Regions from separate parts of the Mus musculus genome. Here region 1 is linked to region 2. The links are chromatin loops, found by intact Hi-C in ENCODE. Cell type or tissue: heart. All regions are shown on one strand. Each heading gives the region's core, and the rest is flanking DNA. Links, peaks and the distances in the headings are about the cores only. Region 1 holds the start of Nlrp4g (NLR family, pyrin domain containing 4G). Region 2 has its middle 16 kb from the start of 4930526I15Rik.

What was found. Peaks named below come from ENCODE experiments on the same cell type or tissue, not always from the same donor. Only the 100,000 strongest peaks of a DNase experiment are listed, where the experiment ranks them.
Region 1: it touches region 2 in a loop (7-fold over the local background); 36 of 42 quality-filtered maps call a loop at or near these places.

Annotation. Positions count from the first base shown.
Region 1 is chr9:124,348,208-124,355,047 of GRCm38, forward strand. It overlaps Nlrp4g (NLR family, pyrin domain containing 4G), which reads left to right and starts at 628. Exons shown (of 4, transcript NM_001346422.1): 1 at 628-2,236; 2 at 5,064-5,222; 3 at 5,653-5,817. The coding sequence starts at 628. In heart, for the core only: no CTCF peak of the experiment used is centred there; no DNase peak of the experiment used is centred there.
Region 2 is chr9:124,403,242-124,410,869 of GRCm38, forward strand. No RefSeq gene overlaps it. Among named protein-coding and RNA genes, the nearest start is that of 4930526I15Rik, 16 kb to the right of the region's middle. In heart, for the core only: no CTCF peak of the experiment used is centred there; no DNase peak of the experiment used is centred there.

The DNA.
Region 1 (6,840 bases), core at 1,625-4,124, 56 kb before region 2:
TTTAAAGATTGTCTCTGTGATGTTCTTTCTATGCCACCTTCTTCTGGGATTCTAGTTGCACATATTAAATCTTTAATTCATGATCAAATATATGAGAAGAGTTGGAAGCTATATTATGTGTATTTGAGCATTCCAGCATGCATGTATGTGCTCCATGCCCTTGTAGGCCAGAAGAAGACCTCTTCTGGTACTGGACCTACAGACGGTGGATGCTACCATGGGGATGCTTGGAACTAAACCCAGGTCTTCTGGGTGCTTTTCACCACTGAGCCATCTCTTGATCCTCATGTGTTAGATCTTAATATGTCTTGTGTATATTTCTTTTTTTAAAATCTTTTTTATATAGGCTGGATTTTGTTTCCAATTATCCTTAGGCTCTTTATTCCACGTTCTGCTCTTGCTCTTCAGTAAGAAAATCAACCTGTTGACTTCTTTTGACTTTTCTTGCATTTATTTTTTGTGTATACACATGCACACACATGCTCTGGGTTTATTTAACACCTCTGACTTCCATAGGCACCCTCTATCATGTAATTAAAAATAAAAAAATATTAAAGGTACATTCTGAGAGTTAAACTACTGAAATAAGACAATATATAGGTGAATGTTTAACTTAACTTTGAGATGTTGTAGATTCTTCCCCTCTTGGACTCACTGACTCAGGAAACCCAAAGTTATATCGAGATCATCTGAAGAAAAAGCTGACCCATGATTGCTCCAAAAAATTTAACGTCCGTATTCAAGATTTCATTAAAGAGATTTTCATTCAGAATGACTGTGACACTTTTGAGAACCTTCTCATATCAAAGGGAACTGAAAAGAAGCCACACATGGTGTTTCTGCAAGGCATGGCTGGAATTGGCAAGACAATGATGTTGAAAAATTTAATGCTGGCCTGGTCAAAAGGCCTGGTGTTTCAAAACAAATTCTCCTACACTTTCTACTTCTGCTGTCGAGATGTGAAGCAGTTGAAGACAGCCAGCCTTGCTGAACTTATCTCCAGAGAGTGGCCCAGCCCCTCGGCTCCTATAGAGGAGATCCTATCCCAACCTGAGAAACTCTTATTTATCATTGACAGCTTGGAAGGGATGGAATGTGATTTAACCAAACAGGAATCAGAGCTGTGTGACAACTGCATGGAGAAGCAGCCAGTGAGTATACTGCTGAGCAGTTTGCTCACGAGGAAGATGCTCCCTGAATCCTCTTTCCTCCTCTCCACTACCCCAGAGACTTTTGAGAAAATGGAGGACAGGATTCTGTGCACAGATGTGAAAACAGCAACTGCATTCGATGAGAGAAGTATTAAGATATATTTCCACAGATTGTTCCAAGATAAGATCAGAGCCCAAGAGGCCTTCAGTTTGGTGAGAGAAAACGAGCAGCTGTTCACTATATGTCAGGTCCCTCTGCTCTGCTGGATGGTGGCTACTTGTCTAAAAGAGGAGATAGAGAAGGGAGGAGACCCAGTCTCTGTCTGCCGACATATCACTTCCCTGTATACCACTCACATCTTGAATTTGTTCATTCCCCAAAGTGCCCAATATCCAAGTAAGAAAAGCCAAGACCAGCTGCAGGGCTTATGTTCTCTAGCTGCTGAGGGCATGTGGACTGACACATTTGTGTTTGGTGAGGAGGCTCTCAGGAGAAATGGGATCTTGGACTCTGACATCCCCACACTTTTGGACATTGGAATGCTTGGAAAGATCAGAGAATTTGAAAATTATTACATATTCCTCCACCCATCTGTTCAGGAGGTCTGTGCTGCCATCTTTTATCTGCTAAAGAGCCATGTGGACCACCCTAGCCAGGATGTTAAAAGTATAGAGACTGTCTTGTTTATGTTTTTAAAGAAAGTAAAAACACAATGGATATTTTTGGGCTGTTTCATCTTTGGTCTTTTACAGAAATCAGAACAAGAAAAGCTTGTGGTGTTTTTTGGCCGCAGGTTATCTCAGAAAATACAGCATAAGTTATATCAGTGTCTGGAAACCATAAGTGGCAATGCAGAGCTTCAAGAACAAATAGATGGCATGAAATTGTTTTGCTGTCTGTCTGAGATAGAAGATGAAGCCTTCCTAGTGAAAGTAATGAATTGTATGCAACAGATTAACTTTGTGGCTAAGAATTATTCTGATTTAATTCTTGCTGCCTATTGCTTGAAACACTGTTCTACACTGAAGAAACTATCCTTTTCAACCCAAAATGTCCTGAATGAAAAAGGAAACCAGAGATGTATGTGAGTCCATTCACTATCTTTCTTTTCAGTCCAATTTTCCAAATCTGTTTATATAAAGCATAACTATACAGGGACAGATTCAAAACTCACCCATACTGGTTGTCCAATGGGGAGTGGTCAGCCTAGAACCTACTTACACACAAACAACAAAACCAGACTCAACAGGTTTTGTGTATATGTGAGTGTGTGTGTGTGTGTGTAAACAATAAAAAAGCTGTCAATTCGATTGTTGGAGGTACAGAATAGGGATAGAAGGGGGAAAGTGATGTAATTCTATTTCAATTAAATGGTTTAAAATTTTTTTTAAAAACAAAATAGAACTTTTAAGGGAAAAACAAGAAATTCACCTGTTTTGACAGCAGTTTCTATTTTTTTAAGATTCATTTTTATTTTGTGTGTTTGTGGTTGTATGTTAGTATGCACACATGTAGAGATGGCCTCAGTGGCTAGAAGATATCATCAGACACCCTGGAGCTATATAGTTAAATGCCAGATGTGTGTTCTGGGATCCAAATTCTTAATATCAGAAGAAACATAAGCACTCTTAAATTAACCACCAAATTGTCTCCATCCTGATAGATGCCATCTTGAGCCTCAGACTGTCTCTTTTACAGACATGTTATTTGATATTATTAATATTTATTTTGTTATTTGTTTTGAGACAGGATCTCACTATGTTGTTGTGGCAAGCCTGGAATTCAGATATCCATCTTCCTATCTCCAGAGTACATGAATTAAAGGCATGTGCTTTCTTGCCTAGCTATTTTTTGTTAGGTATTAGTTCTGCATATTTATGGATTAGCCGTGATACATCAGTTCATATAGACAGGGACCCAGAAAGTAGCTCAGTTCACAGAGTACTGCCTGCTATATTGCACACATCCTGGATTTGTTCCCTAGCATCATATAAAACCAGAGTGTAGTGGTACATGTAGCTAATGGAGGCAGATCAGAAATTCAGGGTCATCTTTGTTTATATAGCAAGTACAGGGCAGGCCTAAAATACATAAGTGTATCTAAGGAATCAAACTGAGCCAGGTGGGAGCTTTTCATGCTTGTAACCATAGCACTCAGGAATCTGAGACAAGAGATTTTCTGAGAATTTTAAACTATTCTGGGCTATAGAAAAAGTGGGTTTCAGGTCAGTCTGGTCTAAAGAGCGACATTCTGTCTCAAAAAAAAATCAAACAACAAAAGTATATGTGTATAAAAATTTGGATCTCTTGATGAATTTTTTTTCAATCCTGAGAATAGAATCTAGGGCATCATATATACCAGGCTCACACTTTACTAGGAACTACAACCCCAGCTCATGTCTAGAGGCACAGTTTAGCCTTCCATTCATTCTGTAATCAAGGCTGCCTTAAACTTCTGATCTTTCTGCATCATTAGAATAAGTAAAGTTGACTGTTTAGGAACCCTGGAATTTATCCTTGAGACTTTCCTTTTCTTAGTTATAGTGGCCTTATTATCAAGATAACAATGATATTAACCCACCATACTGTGGGGATGGAGTGTGACGGTTTATGTCATGTGTGTTTTCTGCCCTTCTGAGATACAAACATCATACTCAGACTCTTTCTTGATCCCTTAGCTGCAAACTAATTCATAAAGGTGAAGTGTTAAGGGGAATATGGTGATAGCTCAGTTGCTGCAGAAGCAAGAGGACTTCAGTTTCATCCGCTGGATCCACATAAAAACAACAACAACAAAACCAAAAACAAACCAGCACTAAGGAGGCAAGAGACATGGTTTTCATACGCAAGCACATACATGCACACATATTCACATGCACTCACAACTATATACACACAAAAAAAGTTCTAAATTGACTCGTATTCAGAAACATGTAAGGCACACTGCCAAGATGGCTTAGCAGACAAAAGGTTCATGTCCTCAAGAATGATGACCTATGTTCAATGGCTTAGACTGCAAGGTAGGAAAAATGATTCTTACAAGTTCTCCTTTGACCTGCACACACATAATGTAGCACACACACAGTAAGAAATGTTACAAGGCAAATTTGATTATCCTGTTAGAGTTGAGGAAAGTAGACAGAGAAGCCACATATATCATCCAAGATACGTACTGAGTAAGTAGTGGCATCTGAAGCTTGAGCCAGATCTTTGCTCTAGGTTTTGACTCAGTAGCTCCAGAACCCTGCCTCATTTTTTCGTTCTAAAACTACCAAGGTTATTTGTAAGACAGGATTTTTCAACTTCAACACTGCCAAGATGTCTAGGTTGTCTTATATCTAGGTTGTCTTATGCTGTTGTGGAAGTTGGGAGGGTAGGTGAAAGCCCCAGACAAGCATGGTCCCCAGTGCATAGGATTCTCAGAATCCTCTGTCCTTTTCCAAGTAGACATTAACTGCATCTCTACATTCAAGCTGTAACATCTAGAATCCCACAGACCTTGCCATATGTCTAACTAAGAACTGGAAATAGGAAATGACCTTAGGTCACTACCCTTACCCAGTTTGGGATTCAGTTTGCTACATTTATGTGCTGTGAATGGCTTGACTTAACTTTTTGTAAAAGAGTAGATTTTGAAGGCTCTGGCACATTTTATCATCTGTTTATTAATATTTTGTGGGTATGAATGTTTTTGCCTACATGTGTGCATGTACATGGTATGCATGCCCATGGTGGGTGGAAGAGGTGTCAGATAACCTAGGAATTGGTGTTCCAGATGGTTGTGAACCACCACATTGGTGCTGGAAACTGGCCTCAGGTCTTCTTCAAGAATAGTAAATGGTCTTAACCACTGAGCCATCTCTCCACCCCCTTGAATTAACTTCTAACAATTCCTTTCTCTTCTGTAACAGGAAAAAACTAATCATCTGTTGGAATGATATGTGCTCTGTATTTGTAAGGAGTAAAGACATCCAGGTACTCCAAATAAAAGACACTAGTTTCAATGAGCCAGCCATTCGAATCTTGTATGAATATCTGAAATACCCCAGCTTCACCCTTAACAAACTTGTGTAAGTTAAAAGTAGACTTAGATTTAGTCATATCACTGAAATAACGGACTAGCCTTCCCAACATCTCTCAGCTAACTGCATAAATGAAGGTTTATGTAGTCTAAAGTGGAATCTTACTGTCTTGACACCTGTAATGTCTATTTCTGACCATTCTTCATTGAGGGCTGGCCCATGAATTTTAGGATGTTGAGAGCATGTGCAGGGTTCTGCTTTCTAGATGCCAGTAGCTTCCTCATGTGACAGCCAACATTGCCTCAATATGTTTCTCAGAATTCTACATGGAAGAGAAAAATTACCCAGCTCGAGAACCAGTGAGCTGGAACTGGGGTACAAAATTAGAGTTATGTGGTCAGTATGGGATAGAGGATCTTTCCAAAGACAGGAGCTTGGGCTGGATGGAAATTGATGGATACATTTCCTTGTTCTGCAGGGCAAATAATGTGCACTTCTTTGGTGATAACCACGCATTCTTTGAATTGATTCAGAACTGCAGTTTGCAATATTTGGACCTTGGCTGCTCATTTCTGACTCACAGTGAGGTGAAACTGTTGTGTGATGTCTTGAACCAGGCAGAGTGCAACATAGAAAAACTTGTGTAAGTCTTTGTGTTCTCCTAGCTCACTGACTCCCCTCAAAGGAGACATCTTAATTTTCATACAACTTGCTATGACAAAAATGCTCTGAACTAAGCAATAATAGAAACAAATAAATCTTTTATTGGATTCAAATTTTCAGCTTTTAGGCTATTGCTGTGGGAAGCCAGGGGAGCAGAAAAATGAAAACATAGCCCCATCACATGCATGGCTGTCAAGAGCAAAGAGCAGAGGATTGATGCACACATGCTAGTGTTCACCTGACTTTCCCCATTCATATGTAGGTCAGGTTCCTGTTTCTTGCCACAGTGGGCAAGACTTACCTTCTCAGTTAACTTAAGAAATAGTCCATAGACATGCCCACAGGTCTCCCCATTTATAGAACTCGTCATTGAGACTCCCTTTCTATGTGATTTTAGATTGTATCAAGTTGACATTAAAACCAACACAGGACAACAGTTTTTAATTTGTGTACTTGTGTCCTATTTTTCTACTGTTCATGTATAGACTTCCTCACTTTAGGAACTGATCCCAGCTAGTCAGTGAGATGGATCAGTGGATTAAGGCATTTGCTGCCAACTCTGCAACCCTGAGTTCTATCCCAGGACCCACATGGAGAAAGGAAAGTACCAAGTTCCACAAGTTGTTCTCTTTTGTTCCATGTTCACCACATTGTCTTTTGCATGTTATAGCATATATACTTGGACATGCACACACAATGTAAATAAATAAATAATGCAATTGATAATAATTAAAAACACTGGGCTGTTATGACAATTAGTTGCTCTCCTGGAGGACCACAACTCAGCTCCCAACTATCTGTAACTCTAGTTCCAGAGGAACTTATACCTTCTGATATCTACAGGCACGAGTTTCACATGTGGTAGCAGACACATGCAGGCAAAAAACTCCTATGAGAAATAAAAATAAGTAAGTCTAATTTAAACTTTACTTAAATTGAAGTGACTATGGAATGTGAAAGTTAATTTCTAATGGATACATCCACTTTGGAAACTATAGCTTCA
Region 2 (7,628 bases), core at 2,636-5,135:
AATAAAATAGGAAATGAACAAACATAAACCCAAAATATTTTAAAAGATCAATGTTATAAATCTAGCTAAACTGAAATGAAGGGAAAATATGGAAATTGTATAAAGAAATGAAGACAGAGATTGCAAAGGAGTATGGCAAGAAATTGTATATACATCAAAGAATTAGGGGGCTGGAGAGATGGGGCAGCAGTTAAGAGCAGTGGCTGCTCTTCCAGAAAGCCTGGTTTCAATTCCCAGCACACTGAGGGCAGCTCACAACTGTCTGTAACTCCAGTTCTGGGTGACCAGATGCCCTGTCATAGATGTACATGTATGCAAACCACCAATGCACCTAAAACAATTAATTAACTAATTAATTAGTTAATCATTTAAAAAATGTAAGAATTGCTGGGCAGTGGTGGCACTCGCCTTTAATCCCAGCACTTGGGAGGCAAAGGCTGGCGGATTTCTGAGTTCGAGGCCAGCCTGGTCTACAGAGTGAGTTCCAGGACAGCCAGGACTATACAGAGAAATCCTATCTCAAAAAACAAAACAAAACAGAAAAAAAAAAAGAACCAAAAACCAAAACAAATAAAAAAGGTAAGAATTACAAAATTAAAGGACAGAGTTAAATTTCATTTGAAGACATTATGTCACACTTCTAAAGCCATGATGCCTTTTGCCAGTATCATTTGGGGATTTCAAATTTTTTACTTTCGATTTTTTTACTCACTACAACTAAATGAAAATGAAAAAAAATTCCAGTACTCAATGTCAATATTATCCATTTTAAGAATTCTGATCTTTTGTAAACATCATGTCATTTTCCTAAATGACTTTCAAGATTTTTCTCATTCTCTTTGGAATGTATTAGCTTGGATAGGAGAGGGTTAGAATGTTATTGTTTTCCTACTCAGGGTTCCTAGTTTGATAATCATTTGTCTGAAATTATTCATAATATCAGAAAGTTTTCAGATTGTGTTTGTTTCATTTGTTTAACTGTTTTCCTTTGTATTCCTTTCTTGCATTCAAACATTTTTATTTAAATAGACTCATATTGGAGACATTCTTTTTTCTCAGTGTAATTATTTTAAAATTCTTTCAACATATATGTGGTATATGTACTAACCATTCCCTTTAAAAAATTGTTTTATTGCTCAGGAACTTTCCGTTGTGTGACTACTTCAGAGTATAGACATCTGCTTTACAGTTTTAGTGAACCGCTACTAAAGCTGGTCATCCATCACTGTATACCAGTCTTCATGACAGCACATGCTTTCATTTCTCTCTAAATACTTAGAAATGGAACTGCTCAATCTTGTGGGTAGAAATATGCTTGATTTTTAAGAGGCTATGAACTCTATATAGATTATAGTTGACTATATAGATTACAAACTCCTCCACACCCTCATAGATATGAGGAATCTTCAAAAAGTTTTAGTTAGTTAAAAAAGGAGAGAGACAGAGACAGAGACAGAGAGACAGATATGTCAGGTCCAAAGGAAACTCCATTTTTCCAAATTTCAAAATGCACCAGAGACAAATGGCCATCAATTGTGCTTGTTAGCATACCCAAGTGCATGGTCTTTCCAGCTACTCATCCTCCATATAAACCTGCTTATTTATTTATTTATTTATTTATTTATTTATTTATTTATTGTTTTTTCAAGCCAGGGCTTCTCTGTGTAGCCCTGGCTGTCCTGGAACTCACTCTGTAGACCAGGCTGGTCTCAAACTCAGAAATTCGCCTGCCTCTACATCCCATATGCTGGGATTAAAGGCATGCACCACCACTGCCCAGCTAAACCTGCTCTTTCAAGTATGCCCTTTCCCAGTCTCCCTCTTCCCTCTCTCTCTCTGCTCTCTGGCACTCTTCTTCTATGTTCTTTTATCTCTCTGCTTCTGCTTCTCTCATGGTCATGTTGGCCATGTCCAATTTTCTTCTTTCTCTCTAAGTTCTGGAATATTCCAGATGTCTCTGGCTGTTTTCTCATAGTTACAGTAAAAAACTTTCTCTTTACCATATCATGGAATAGTCAAGGCATCAGAGAGGGAGAGAGAGAGAGAGAGAGAGAGAGAGAGAGAGAGAGAGAACACTGAACCCATGGAAATAGAAAAAAAAAACAATCTCAGGTTCAAGTCCCTGCTTCCATCAGTGACTGCCAGGTTAGCTGGCCCATGAACTTCTGGGAATTCTCTTGTCTTTCCTATTATTACCAGGGTAGGAGTATTCAAAGTACAATGAGCTCCCAAGCTCAGTTTTTACATGAGTCCTGAGGTTTCACACTTGGCTGGCAACAACTTTTTAACACCTAGTCATTAACCCTACCCCATTACTGGGATTCTTGAATTCTATCTATAGTGATAGATACAGAAATCAGTGGCACTGTGGTTTTCATTTTTCTAATGATGGTGGGTATATTTTCATATGCTTGACTTATATCTGTGTATATTTTTTGATAAAGTATCTGTTCAAAAAATGTTTTTGAGACCAGGTCTTACTATGTAACCCTAGCTGGCCTAGAACATGGTATGTAGACTAGGCTGGCCTTGGACTCAAAGAGATCAGTCTTCCCTGTCTTCCCAATGTCTGGCATTAAAATTATATGCCACCACACCTTGGTAAAATTTTTTTACTTAGTTTTAAATGTGAGTTTTTTAAAATTAGGTTTTGAGAATACTTGATTTAATCTGTATATAATTTTTAATTGAAAATCATGCTTAATTTGCAAATAATTTCCTCTTTGTCTTTTCATTTTCTTAACTATTTTCAAATCAAAATATAATTGCATCCCTTCATTTTTTACTCTTTAATCTATTTAGCATACCCCTTCCTCTGCTACCTTTTGAAATCATGGCCTCTTATTATTTTAATTGTTATAAGCTGTATATGATTAAATATCTAGATACTTCCTATTGATTCTGTTTAGTGCTGCCTCCAAGGCAAATGCAATTGTGCACAGAGAACATAAACAACAACAATAACAACAAAACAACAACAACAGAAACACTGTCACACCTGTACATTTGTGAGATAGACTGGGCACCCCAGAAATCTTGCTCATTGTGGGTCTTCACAGCATCTCCTGACTGAAAAGTGGTCCACACCCAGCTGATAATGTCAGAGCTACTAGGGCACCAGACAAGAACTTCACAGCAAGATATCTGGAGGGCACAGAAGTCAATGAACTTCTCCACACACAATTTCAATTTCACATAGCTTAGAGATGCCATAAACTACTAAGGAATAAGATATGTCATCACCTGCCAAGGTTCCATGTAAATGGACCTTGAGAGATGTCACAAATGCTGTGGCGGGCCACCGAGTTAGCTCCTTTGGTAAAGGTGCTTGCCATCAAGCCTGATGACCTGAATTCAATTCCTGGGACCAACACATGGAAGGAGAAAACTGACTCCAGAAAATTACTCTCTCTTATATATTAAATAAAAAATTAAATAAATTTCCCTAAAAGTAAATAAATACATGTGCAACGTGTAGATTATAGTGGTGAAGGAGGTATAGACAGACTTTCTAATGACCTGTAGGTCTTGACCCCTTGTGTGTGGTTGGTCAAACTACTTTTCACTGTATCAGATATCCAGTCTATCATATTACAATTCATAAAAATAGAAAATTGCTGTTATGAAATAGAAAGGGAAATCACCTTATGGTTGGGGGTCACCACAGCATGAAGAACTGCATGAGAGGACAGCAGCCTCAGGAAGGTGGAGAACACTGGTCTAGATCCTTAACCCAGGATTCAACATTCTAGAATCACCTGGCATCTGTAATCATCACTGAGGACCTGTTCCCACCTTCAGCTGTCTCCTGAAATCAGTCAAGTGTTCTGAGTACCATTGGTGACTGTGACTCTTCCCATCATGCACCCCAAAACAAAAATGATGGTCCTCTCAGTAGACTCAAAGGGGGGGCAGAATATATTCCCAGGACTTTATAAACTAGAAAAACCCCCAAACAAAACAATAAAACAGTTCAAAACTGAAGCAGCTAAAACTCATGATGAAAGGAAAGATCATTTAAGATGATACCTTTGAGTTTTTACTCTGTGTGTGTGTGTGTGTGTGTGTGTGTGTGTGTGTGTGTGCATGTCTCCATGTCTATGAGTGGAGGTCAGAGGACAACTCAGGAGAGTCAGTTCTCTCCTTTAACAAGAGAACTCTGGTTCTTGGGTTCAGAAGCAGCAGCTTTTTTTTTTTTTGGTTGGGGGAGTAGGGGGTTGGCTGGAAGTGTGGCACTACAATGAAAACGCTAGAGCACACTGGACAGTGGACAGGGTGGAGTTCTAGTTCAGTGATGGAGCAGTTGTGTGACATGCTCAAGGACCCTGCTTGAGTTCCACATGCAGCCAGCCATGATTAACAAAACAAAATACATAAGACCGGTTTGATCAATACAAAATTGATATATAAACCTGACCATCTTCCCAATATGTGTATATATATATATATATATATATAATAATTACCGTGTATTTACATTGACCATCTAAGTCCATTTGAAGCTGTCCAGTTGATGTGTGAGACTAAGAATAGATCCTTGTTAGATCCCTGTACATTTTTTCCATATATTCACCTACAGAAGTTTAATCTATATATTAGGCATAGAAAATTATTAATAACTTATAAGATAACTTAAAATATAATTAATAATATAATAAAACAGAGTAACATTAATTATACACAGTAAAAGTTATTTAATAATATTGAGTTCTTTATTTTTGGGATTTATCACTTAACTTTTAAGATATTTATTACATTTATTTATCCATCTATAAATTGTGTGTACATGAGTGAATGAATTACAGGACAACTTGCAGGAGTAAATTTTTCCTTCCACCATGAACTCAGGTCTTCAAGGCTTGATGTCAAGTACAACCAGCTTAGTCTTCTCACTGCTGGCTCTTTCCACACTTAATATTTTCAAACAGCAGTTAACATTGGGTAGCTTAAGCCAGGGAAGGGAATATAGCCTTGGTATTTATAGTTAGAACTTGAAATTTAGCCACAAGGGTTGTACATACCTGTAGTCCTGGCACTTAAGAGGCAGATACATGACAAGCCTGAGTTCAGTGCCAGCCTGGACTACATGGGGGTTGTGGGGACAAAGACAGAGAGGCTGCCTCTAACCTCATTTATACACTCTTATTAAATGTGAGATAGTGATGGCATACATACAATAATAACCACACGCAAGGAGAATGAAGGGATGCATTCATACAACCAGAAACCTTGGAGATCCCTTATCTGGAGTTCCTCAGGAAGCCTATATCCAGATTCACTGCAACATCAACAATCTGTAGAATACCAGGTCTTGAGGGCTGAGATTCACACACCAATCTCCAATATCAATCATATCCTTCCTTTCTTTCACCAATCTCCCCCTCACCCCCTCCCAACCAATGAGAGGGAATGGCACATTGGCCAATCAAATAGCACCATAGACTTTTTCTACCCAGTCCCAGTTGCCATATATTAAGGACTGACCTGGAAGCCCTTGGGCAATGAGTCAGCGAATTTTGTCCTCTGCTTCTTTTCTCTTGTATGCTTTTATTTGCTTTGTTATTTGAGTAGGTGTGTGCCCTTCTTTTGTCTTACCCCTTTCCTCCCTCACATCTAGACCCACCAGGACCAGTTTGTATTCTCTGTTATGGTTATTTGGATTTACTTTAGCAGGGTAGCCAAGACTTGTAGCAGTACTTTAACTATTTTACCTTTTTTTTTTTTTTAAAGGAGAAAAATTCATTAATTGTCAAAATCCTCCAATACTTGCTCCAGTTGGATCTATAGACAATCCTTCCGACTGTATCTGGCTTTTTCCGACTTTGAAGTAAGTAAACTGACCACAAGAGATTGTTGGGTGGGCTAGAGACTTCAGAGGAGCAGATACTCCAGAGGCCTCCCAGATACAAAAAGAAAATAAATAACGTGTAGGCATCGTGAGGGTTGGATATCTGAGACTGTAGAGGGTAGAGATATATTTATATATTTATGTTTATATTCATGGGTGTGAGGCTGAGAAATAACACACAGAGAAGCAGACATGTATGGACACACCCAGTATTTGGGTCTAAGCCTTTCACTTGAGTTCATCCTTTAAAGACTCACATTATTTTTCCCCTTAGCTATTTGGTGAAGTTGTGGAGCTGAAACAGGTGATGGATGTTGAGCTAGATAATTACTCCTGATGGATATGCATGTAAACATCTGTTGTAAACTTCTATTTCAATTTATGATTTGATTTTCTGTGTGAACTTGTGATGGGCAAGGTTGCTTAGATATTATTAAAAATTGTCTTTACAGTTGGCTGGAGTGTTGAGTTGTAGACCCTGATTGAAACAAATATGTCAAAGTCCTGACCTCGAATACCCAAAGGTGGCAAAAAGAGATTGTAGATTCAATCTTTCTAAGGGTGACCATGTAGAGACTGGAACACCAGGAAAATGTAATGTGGTAACCAAGGCAGATACTGGAGTTAAGTAGTTGCAAGGGAAAGACAACCAAGATTTTCAGCAAAGCAGGGGCTCAGAAGGGGAAGGTCAGGGCTTCTCGGAGGGAGGGTAAAGCTGGTGACCCCTGCCTGGAAAGGGGGAGGCAATACGATTCTTAATGATTTTGATGTTATTGAAGTTGGTTGGTTTTTTGAAGCAGAGTCTTAATGTGGGCCTGCTGAAAAATCACTGTTTACACAGATGACCTTAAACTAGTAATCCACCTGCCTTCACCACCCAGATTCTAGTATTGCAGGTTGTCAGGAGCCATAATGGGACAAGCTAATAACCAGCAGGTGATCATCCTGAAATGGCCTGCTTCAGATTATTATATAATCTGTGGCAGGTGTGCCCTTATTTATCAAGGCTGTAAGGGATTCATTTTAGAAAAGATTCCTGCTATTAATATGCTTTCCTGTTATTTTAAACATATATAATAATCACTAAGTAATAACACACCCCTTTGGAGTGGGTAGATAAATAAATGACAAGTCTTTATGATGATCCTATAAGAATTCCTAAAATTATATCAGTGATTATTAAGCTCATTAATAGTAGGACTGCTATTGGGTCCTTTTCTGATAGTCAAAACTGGATGAGAACTCTGCCAGTCTTCCAAGTGTCACCAGTTAATTGCTCTTAGTAACCAGACTTTCTTCTACTCAGAGCACATTCCAAGAGGTTGTAAAACAATTAACCAAAGGTTATAAAAAGGGAACTAATGATTTATTATAGGTGCTAGGACAGAAGATAAAATATTGGCTGGGTTTATCTATATAAAACTTCGCTAATAACTTAGTTATGGTTTTAAACCTTCAGTGAACCTGTGGAGCTGAGACAGGTGATGGATGTTTAGCTAGATAATTACTCCTAATAGATATGCATGTAAACATTCTCTGTTGTAAACTTCTATTTCAATTTATGATTTGATTTTCTGTGTGAACTTGTGATGAACTTTGTAAAATGTGATCATGTATTCTGAAAAATGTTTAAGGACTGAGGACAAAGAGAGGAGTTAGAACTGAGGGACTGAGGTGAGAGGAATGGAGGTGAAAAGAACTGAGCTGAGAGAGGAACTGAATTGAGGAGAAGTTTTTAGACAGAACACTTTTTAGATTAGAAGGAGAATGTAGAGTGGAA